Linked DNA regions of Homo sapiens: region 2 is linked to region 1. Evidence: chromatin loops called from intact Hi-C (ENCODE). Cell type or tissue: K562. All regions are shown on one strand.

What was found. Peaks named below come from ENCODE experiments on the same cell type or tissue, not always from the same donor. Only the 100,000 strongest peaks of a DNase experiment are listed, where the experiment ranks them.
Region 2: it touches region 1 in a loop (4-fold over the local background); 5 of 110 quality-filtered maps call a loop at or near these places.

The regions. Positions count from the first base shown.
Region 1 is chr4:74,431,037-74,436,036 of GRCh38, reverse strand. No RefSeq gene overlaps it. Among named protein-coding and RNA genes, the nearest start is that of AREG, 12 kb to the left of the region's middle. In K562, no CTCF peak of the experiment used is centred here; a DNase peak (open chromatin) is centred at 2,216.
Region 2 is chr4:74,621,089-74,626,088 of GRCh38, reverse strand. No RefSeq gene overlaps it. Among named protein-coding and RNA genes, the nearest start is that of BTC, 170 kb to the left of the region's middle. RefSeq lists a silencer at 2,680-2,974. In K562, a CTCF peak has its summit at 2,858 (motif pointing right); a DNase peak (open chromatin) is centred at 2,878.

The sequences.
Region 1 (5,000 bases):
TTGGGACAAAAGCTTGACATCTATAGAGATTCTACATATGCATTCCTTGTGGTTCATGCTCATGCTACAATCTGGAAAGGAGACTACTGACTAGCCAACACTCCCCTATAAAACATGGGCCTGAAATTTTCAGCTATTGGAAGCAATACACCTGCCAAAGGCCGTAGCTATAATCCATTGTAGGGAGCATCAAAGGGGCTTAACCCCTATAGCACAAGGGAACAGAAAGGCTGATAGAGAAGCCAAAGCTGCAGCCCTCAGTGTGCAATCCCAACAGACCCTAGTACAGATTCCTTTCTATGACTGATTCCTCAGTGGAACCTAAATATACACTATAGGAAGAACAGTTAATAAAGGGGAAAGGAGGAAAAAACAAGGATCCTGGTGGTATATGGGAAGGAAAATATATCTCCCTCAAACAACCCCAATGGAGGATTATAAAACCTCTGCCTGACTCTTTCTATATCATGAGAGATGCCACCCTGACCGTGCTCTTCATTGGGCCTAACTTAGCTTTGGTGGTTAAGCAGGTCTTTCAAGCCTGCTCACTGTATGCACTTAACAAACCAGGAAACAAAATGCCTCCTCTAATAGAACCAGTCCAGAGGAGAGCAACTTACTCAGGGAAAGACTGGCAATTAGACTTCACCCATATGCCAGCTTGCAGAGGATTCAAGTTTTTGTTAGTGTTAATAGATATATATATACCTTTACTGGCTTGGTCAAAGCTTACCCTACTAGAACAGAGAAGGCTAATGAAGTTATAAAGTTTCTCTTAAAAGAAATAATCCCCTGGTTTGGGTTACCTCAGAGTCTCCAAAGTGACAAAGGTCTATCCTTTATCTCCCAAATAACTCAAGGGGTTGCTAAAAGCTCTTGGAATCAAATACTGTTTACATTCAGCATGGTGGCCTCAATCCTCTGGGAAAGTAGAAAGTGCTAACCAAACTCTAAAATGAGCGTTGGTTAAGCTATATAAGGAAACATCAGAAACTTGGATCAGCTTACTGCCCATAGCTCTTTTAAGGATTCGTAATACCACTAGAGAAAAAATTAATATAAGCCCATATAAAATGTTATACAGAAACCATTCTTAAGTAATGATCTAATTACTGAAATTAATTAATTAACCTGTCCAGAAACAGCCAGTTTAGTCAAATACCTAGTTAACCTAGGACAATTTCAGCAGGCTTTACAAAAGTTTGCAACTCAAAGGCTTCCCATACCAGCAACTAACCAACAATCCAAAATCAGGCCAGGAGATAAAGTACTTGCTAAAACATGGAAGGAGGGATCATCTGTTCAATAACTGCAACCCAAATGGAAGGGACTGTTTTCAGTGGTACTGGCCACACCTCCTGTGGTCAAGGTACTAGGATTAGATAGTTGGATACATCTATCAAGAATTAAGTCTGTGATACCTGAAGCCCTGGTATCACTTGGGTTCCCTGGACCTGGAACCTCAAGTTCCCATCAGCCACTACACCTGTGATCCTGTGGACGACCTGAAGTACCTGTTTAGAAGACAGACAAAATATAATATCTACAAACTTTCCTTGGTGTTTTTGTTATATAGTTACTGTAGGATGGATAATGGTCACCATGTTTGTATCTATCTCTTTATATCTATCTATCTATCTATCTATCTATCTATCTATCTATCTATCTGTCATCTATCTATCTACATACATAGATATATTTTGCAGTTTAATTGCCTTTTTTCAAATGGTTGGAATCATTTCTGTTGTAGTAATTAAGCAGAATGTTTTAATTCATTTCTGACAGCATAGGTATTCAACCTTTGAAGTTCCCATTAAATCTTTTAACCAAATTCATTTCCTCTTGCCTAAAGACCATCAAGCTTCAGATGACCAGGCAACAAAGCTTCCAGCAAGTACCAAATGAAGATAATACCCCTCGCCATCAAGAAACTATCCTGTTTCTACTAGACAGAGCATGGAAAGAGTCCCATGATCCCCACTAGGTAGGGACTCCACCCCAACTCAGCATGAAGTAGTTACACAAGAAAGACCATCAGTCCCTCCTCCTCTCATAAAGATTTATGGGGATCACATCTCTCAGTGGGGGAAATAAGGCAGGAGAATAGGGTCTGGAGGCAGGGAACCAAAGGCTGACTCGTGCTGACTGGATATCAGAGGCTACCCCCCTTTAAACAAACCCCTCCTTTTGCTATGTGGCAGTTGCTGCCTGGCCGTTAGAAAACGAAAGTACCTCTGATTGGTCCCTTTCCACAACCAATTAGACTGGACACAGGCCTACTCTTCAACCGATCAGACTGGTCACAGGCCACTAGAGTGAACCAATGGGAAACCTCTAGAGGGTATATAAGCCCCAGAAAATTGTGTAACCAGCACCCCTGAGCGTATTGGTCAAGCCCACTCACACCCTGTGGAGTGTACTCCTATTTAAAATAAATCTCTGCTTTGGCTTCCGTGCTTGTGCATGTCCAATTCTTTGTTCAAAATGCAAAGAACCTGGACAACTACCCTCAAATGGTAACACTGTTAACCACATTTATAGAAAACTGAATCTTCTAGGTAGTTCATTTATTCCTCAGATATGTTTTGAGAACTAGGCACTATTCTAGGCACTGGGGATAAAACTTTGAATAAGTTGTAATGCACCTGTTTAAGGACCTATATCCTATGAAGGGGGAAGAGATGAGCAATACACAAAATAATTTTAGATGGAAAGGAAATAAAATACGTGACATAGAGAACTTGGAATGTTGGAGGGAGATGGTGCAAAGAAGTATGAGACAGCCCCTACACTTAAGTAATTCACAGTTTCTCTCAGAATTTTAGGACATTGTAGAAGCATTCATTGCACTAGTCATTTCTCAAACATCCCTCTACTGCTAGATAAAAGCTTTTTTTTTAAGCTTTTTAACGAGTCAGCTGATCAGACTCACCTGATAACTGTTTTAAAATGTACATTCCATTCCCCTTTCTTGGTTCAGTAGGTTTATGGGGTGGGGTCCAAGCCTGTGATTTTTTTTTTAAATAACTCTCAAGAAAATTCTGATGTGCACCCTTAAGAATTGCTCCACTTAGGGATACATGGGTGAAAAAAAATCCAAGATTCCTGCATTCGGTGAGATTATAAACTGGTGGGGCTGTATATTCACGTATGTGGAAGTTTTGTTGGAAACGTGAAGAATAGATAAGTTAATTTCAACAGGAAGCTTACATGGGCTGAGGTGAATGTGATCTAAATGTGATGAAGATTTTTTTTATATCTAAAAAACTCATGTTAGAAAATTATTCAATTACTATTCCTTTAAATAGGAAACTGGTATACTAAAAATATGTTTGAATATATGAAAAAGAAAAAAATACTTTGCACATAATTCTTAAAGAACCAATTAATCACATATATGCAATATCTGCATTAAATTATTATGAATCTTCACTAATTCAATTGTGAATCTAAGATCAGAAAACAAAGTTTGCAACTATCATACACTGATTAAGGAAGCTTTCAAATTTTAGTATGCTATTAAGCCTTTATGAATTTATAAGTTCAGGATAAGATTTGGCATTTTATTATTTCAGAAAAATCATGTATTAAAGTCAGGTGATCAAAATAGTCAGAGTCCAATAGAGTTTTATGAACTCCAATTATAGTCACTAAATATTTATGTCTCTTGTGTTATTTCTATTATTATTTTATTTTTCAGACAGAGTCTTGCTCTGTTGCCCAGGCTGGAATGCAGTGGCACAATCTTGGCTCACTGCAACCTCCACTGCCTGGCCTTAGCCTCTGCAGTAGCTGGGGTTGCAGGCATGCACCACCATGCCTGGCTAATTTTTGTGTTTTTAGTAGAGATGGGGTTTCACCATGTCGGCCAGGCTGGTCTCAAACTCCTGGCCTCAAGTCATCCACCCTCCTCGGCCTCCCAAAGTGCTGGGATTACAGGTGTGAGCCACCATGCCCAGACACTTTTTGTTATTTCTAAAAAAAAACATTTTGAATGTGCTTAAAATGCATTTCTACACTTTCCTTGTTTTCTTACATTTTATTTTACATTTTATCACTCCAGTTATTGTACATTGAAAGATTGTGTGATAGCCTTTATTTTTATTTTTATTTTTTTTGAGATGGAGTCTTGCTTTGTCTCCTAGGCTGGAGTGCAGTGGTGCCATCTCGGCTCACTGCAACATCCTCCTCCCAGGTTCAGGTGATTCTCCTGCCTCAGCCTCCTGAGTATCCTCTGGGATCACAAGCGCACGCCACCATGCCTGGCTAATTTTTGTATTTTCAGTAGAGACAGGGTTTCACCATGTTGTCCAGGCTGGTCTCGAGCTCCTGAGCTCATGATCCACCTGCCTCGGCCTCCCAAAATGCTGGGATTACATGCGTGAGCCACCGCACCCGGCCGTTACTTTTCAGAGTTGCCAAACTTCTCTGTTGGCCTTCTTGTTATTCAAAACTTGAAAACAGATACGTACCTCTAAGAACTATAGGGTAGTATTATTAATGGTCAGTATTTCATGCATTTCTGTTATGAGTTTAAATAATATCTTTAAAGGTTTATGCATTTTTAGCAAAACTAATTATATACAGGTCTTGCTGTATTTTCTCATGAACACAACAGGTTTTTGTCTCAGTTAATGAGAATAGCAGTTTTGTAATATCATAAGTGAAGCAATTACTAACTTATCACTAACTTGTGGTATAGACCACTCCTGTACAGTCTGTTCTAAGCAGGGACAGATTAAACCACAAAGGAACTGGCCTTTGTGTTTCACACGTCAAAAAGCTTCCTGAACATGTGTGCTAAAATTACATGGCCAGAATAGGAAAAAGTATTTGTTAGTTAATGTGAAAAAGTACAGACACACGTAGAATTTGTAGAAAAGAGGAATTGTAAATCCAGTTATAAATTTTATGAATGTCAAATGTGTCAAGTATTTTTCCTGAAATCGATAGTTTTGTTCTTATTTGGAGTTTCAGATGATTTTGCCATTTATAGTAGG
Region 2 (5,000 bases), 190 kb before region 1:
TTCTGCCTTATGACGTCTTGATTCTACATTTGCTCTTGGAGAACAATATTGTTTCCAAGCTTAAGGAAGCATTTAATTTTTGCCTCCTTTACAGTCTATAGAAAAAAGTAAAATGTGTACTGAGAAGATGTTTCAACACATGTTAACAGGTGTAGAAATCACAAGTAAGTGATGGGGAACATCACCACAAATGTGAAAGTACATTACACAATAATGCTATTACAAGTCATTTTATAATTGTTAGAATGTATGCTCCTCCATACTCTACAAGTTAAATTGCATTGGACCAGATCTTCTGCCTGTGAAACAGTCACTTTATTTTCTCTTTGGAGAACAACCTCAACAAGTCATCAGGACTGTGTAGAGAAGCTTAGCCATTTTATGCAAGTCACAGCTAATACAGGGTGAGGCCATGAAGAATGATGCTTGTTTTTTCACATGGCCAAAGAATCTATAATTTGGAAAGCTTAATATTTCACATAGTCTTCTTTCATCTTCCAAACTCAAGGTAATATCAGAAATGATATTTCCTCGCAAAAATCATAAGATGTGACTGCCTCCTCCTTTCCTCAAAGCCGTCAGACTGATCTGAGGTAAAACTGTTTTGGACTTAACCCAGCATTTGGTATATCATCTAATGTTCAACAGGAAGTAATCCACTGACCAACTAACCATCGGCTTCTTCTCAGGAACCAATAATTATTTCTATATTTTAAAAATAGCTAAGATACATTTATGCCTATGACACAACAATCCTGTTCCTTCTTACCACCAATTGCAGCTCCTCGTCTTTATCTGCTCATTATATTCAACTGTGTCTAAATTAGCAAACCTAGGCTACAATCCTTTCGTTCAACAGAACAGGTAACTTTAGCTCACACTGACAAATGCAGGCTTTGCTTGCTTAGAAATACTTTTTTCTAAGGTAGTTTCTAAGAAAAGAAGAGAAGAGGAAATACTGGAAGCTCAAAATTAGGTCTGGCCCACCAGGCATTCACCTATTTTAAAATATTATACTATAATTTTGTTGTGGTTAGGAAAGAACCAAGGGCCTTTGTATAGGAGAGAGAAGTGTGGATTCAATGAGGTCATCTTGACAGGATGTGTCCCCAGTTCCCTTTAGTGACTCATTGTAAATTAATTTTCCATCAGTATATTTAAACTGTACTTTGACTTCATTTTGTTCTCACTTTGTGCAGTATGTTAGGATGTTTATTGCTACATAAACTTTGTGGTTATTGTGGTTCTCAAGTTATCTCTTTAAAATCCCACGAGTCCTGGAACTCACTAAGCAAGACTGTCACCATTCTTTAAGAAGCAGAAGATGATAGTTGAAAAATAAAAACAAGAATGTAGGTTAAAAAAGCAGAGGAGAGAGTAAAATGAGAAAATAAAAGAAAACATTTCTTTTTTCCTTTGTCATTCTATTCTCTGTCTTTGAGTGCTTATCTTCTACTGTCTTCAGTTTATACAATTAGGTTGTCTTCTGTTTTTTCTGCGTTATTGTCTATTTCGTTTTGAAGCCAGGGGTCATTGATGAGTAATGCATCATTGGCACCTTGTGCCGTCAGGTAGAACAGAAAATAGGAGCCGTGTTTCTCCATTCATCTTTGGGCTTTTACACTGCATAGGATGCTGGCCTCAGAAATAACAACCACTGGTGCCTCACCATTATTAAAACAGTATATATTTGTATAAGCTTATTGTTTTCCAGAAGCTTTCATTGTAAGTTCCACCCTTGGTAGTGTCTCTCCACTTGCCTTTGTTCTGTTCTTTACACTGGAGGAATTCACTCTTTTCACATCACAAGTTTTCCAGTATTTGAAAAACTTATCAAGTCTTCCATAGGCCCTTTACCCTCAAGCTAAGACTCTCATTTGGCATGCATTTAAACTCTTCATTACACAGGTCATTTTTTTCTAGTTGGTCAAAATCCTTAAAATGTAGCACAGAGAACTGCAAAGACTCCTCTTGACTCTTACCTCCCTTGATCCAGAAAAGGTACTTAAAAAAATCATAAGTTAATATTCCGTGTCTTTTCACACTTTTAACATATATTGAACCTGAGGCCAACTAAAATTTCCATATCTTTTTTATAAGCCAGGTTGCTACCATATTTTGCATATTTTTGTTTTCACCTTACATGAAGGACTTTATTTTTTTTTAACTTTCAACTTGTTTGTTTTAACCCCCAACTCCTGGTTGTTAAAAACAATTTTGAATCTTGAGTTTGTCAGTTTATTGAGCTACACCCTTAATTTTGATAACAACATTTTCCAATGACCTTGAAGATGAGAACATTGCAGCTATAGAATGTGGTCCTTTGTAGCTGTTCAATACAATTAAATTGAACATTAACAGGTTGGAGCTCTCTGTGAAGCCATGATAGAGAATTATCCATGAAAGAGCATCTTATTACTACAACTACTATTATTATCTCTTCAGCTTCATGTTTCACCACTCCTACCCTCCTTTCCCTTCAGTTTTCTGGGTTCCAGCCACCATGGCTTCCCTCACTTCTTCAAACATGCCAGGCTCCCTCCTGTCCAGTCCCCTACGCAGTCTTCTCCCCTTCATCTCCCTATTTCCTCTGTTTGCCTAGAGAACTTAGACCCTGCCTTCAGCCTCAGCACTCTCTGATCCCCAAGATTAGGACCGTTCCATCTTGCCTCTACTTTTGTGATTATTTTATTAATATTTGCCTCCCCTGATAGTGGAAGTAGTAGTTTATTTTGCTTACTACTGTACCTTTTGTGCCTGACGCAGTGTTTGACACAGAACAATGCACCATTACTATTTTAAATGCTTTGGCTCATAAACTTCTGTCATGTCATGTCACATCATGCCAGTAGGTGACACCAAAATGCATATTATCTGTGACGAAGCCCCTGAACTACAGCTGTGTTTTCATCTCAGCATAGTCTGAAGCCCAAGAGCAGTTCAGAAAGTCTGTTTCTCAGTTTTTTAGGAGTGGAAAAAGTTTGGGAATTCAATATATGCTTATATTTATATTCAAATAAATATTACCTAGCTGTGAGTAATCTTCCAAGTGCATTATTAATAATTTAAAAATTTGATATTCACAAATTAAAATATTACCCTTCTAAAATTTGAGGGTCCTAATTTAATATTCTGCTAAGAAATCCCACTGTCAAGCAATGCTTAGCAAGAACTTTTAACGCACACTTAGATTGTTGGGATTGCCCGAATTTTCAGAGAAGATTCTCTAACCTTGTTATAATTTTAGGATTGTTTTAAGCTAGCTATGGTTTTCAGTTGCTCCTATTTTTGCATTATTTAATTTATGTATAGAATTATTCCTAGGTTACACTTTTCCTGATGGCTTTGTTCCTGCGTAATTGCTGAAATGCTGCTATTATAATTATTCCTCCCTAATTGTTCCCATCACAAAGCTTTCTTCAATGCTAGAATCAGTGAAGTAGACCATATTTTCTTTTGTTTTCCTTTCGGCTCAGTGAATCCTGATCAGAGAAAGTTTGAGAAATGCTGCTTTTGAGCAGTGTTTAGAGAGAAGTGCAAATGTCTGTGTAGGGAGCTGGGGGTTGGGGGTTCTGTAGGAGAGAAGTTTTGGGAACCTAGGTAGAAATTGAAAGTAGGAAAGACCTTGAATTTCTAAAGTTTAATCTTAGTTGTTCAAAATTTGCATTTTATTCTAGAATCAACCAAACACCTGTTATGTTCCCATTTTTTTTTTTTAAGACAGGTTTATTTTCCATTGTGTATCACTGGGTAAAGTAGATGGTTCCTAGCGTGGGCCATTTCATCCTGTAGCTTATTCCCCGGGCTGAGCACTTCCAAGTATCTCTGTTTCCTTCTATATTGCACAAGTATGAAGATGAAACTGTCAGTGGATAAGCATGATTATGTGAAAAACTTTATCTAAAGCACACTGTTAGCCTTTCTTTTATTTTTCAATAAAATGATTGTTATATTTCAAAAGTTCTGAAGTTTAGAATTTTAAAAATATAAGACTACTTATAAGACTCCAATCATAATTTGTCATAGAATTTACCAGAAAAGTTTCTCTATCTATTCTATCTTCCTTTCTTCGATGACTTTATTTTGATGACTCTGATATATGAATGTAACAGTTTCTGATTAGTATGATAACTTCTGGAAGAAAGGAAAACCTGAACAAATTCAATTTATGGATAATTGCCAAGTCTTGTTTACTATATTTCTAACTCTTCTTTGAACAAACATTTTACAAGGCTTTAAGGGCATTTGGCAACTGTCATTCATTTATTATCTCCTTTATTCAGTCATCCTGTTTTCACTCAGATTTTTTACACACTAATCATACACAAGACAATGCTGTACATGCTGTGAATAATAAATATATGGATGACACAATCCCTGTATACTGTGAGCTTATAATACAATATTAATAAATGCAGGTCCTTGTTATGTTACTTTAATTCTTCCACTTATATTTTTCTCTTCCTTCCTAAGCTTGTTTGTTTGAAACTTTGACAAGCAGCTAACTTCTACCAATAAAGTTTAGAGAAGGTAATGCAGTCATGATTTGGGATTGAGGGTTTTGGGACAGAAACAACAGTGAACTTTTTTCTCCATGAAATAGGAAAATATATTAAAAATAGAAAACATCATCTGGCTGAATAAAGATAAACAGAATAGTAATGACTAACATTTCTAATCATCTTGCATATATTAGCTTGTTTGCTTCGTAGTAATAATTCATAATGGGTACTATTGTTTCTAATAATTTGTAAATGAGGAAACAGGCATGTGTGATAAAGATTGAAAATAAATGCCATGAACTGAGAAAAAAAAATGTCAGATTATCATGATTGTTCTTTTCTTGGAGTCACTGTTGAAAATGTCTTGATAGTAGGCCTGCAAGTCCTATTGGGTCTTTGGTAACTGCATCATTTAGAAGAAGTACAGTATAAGGGAATTTGAATTACCGTAAATAATATTACAGAATTCATGAATTTACTTTCATGTTAGTCCTATTA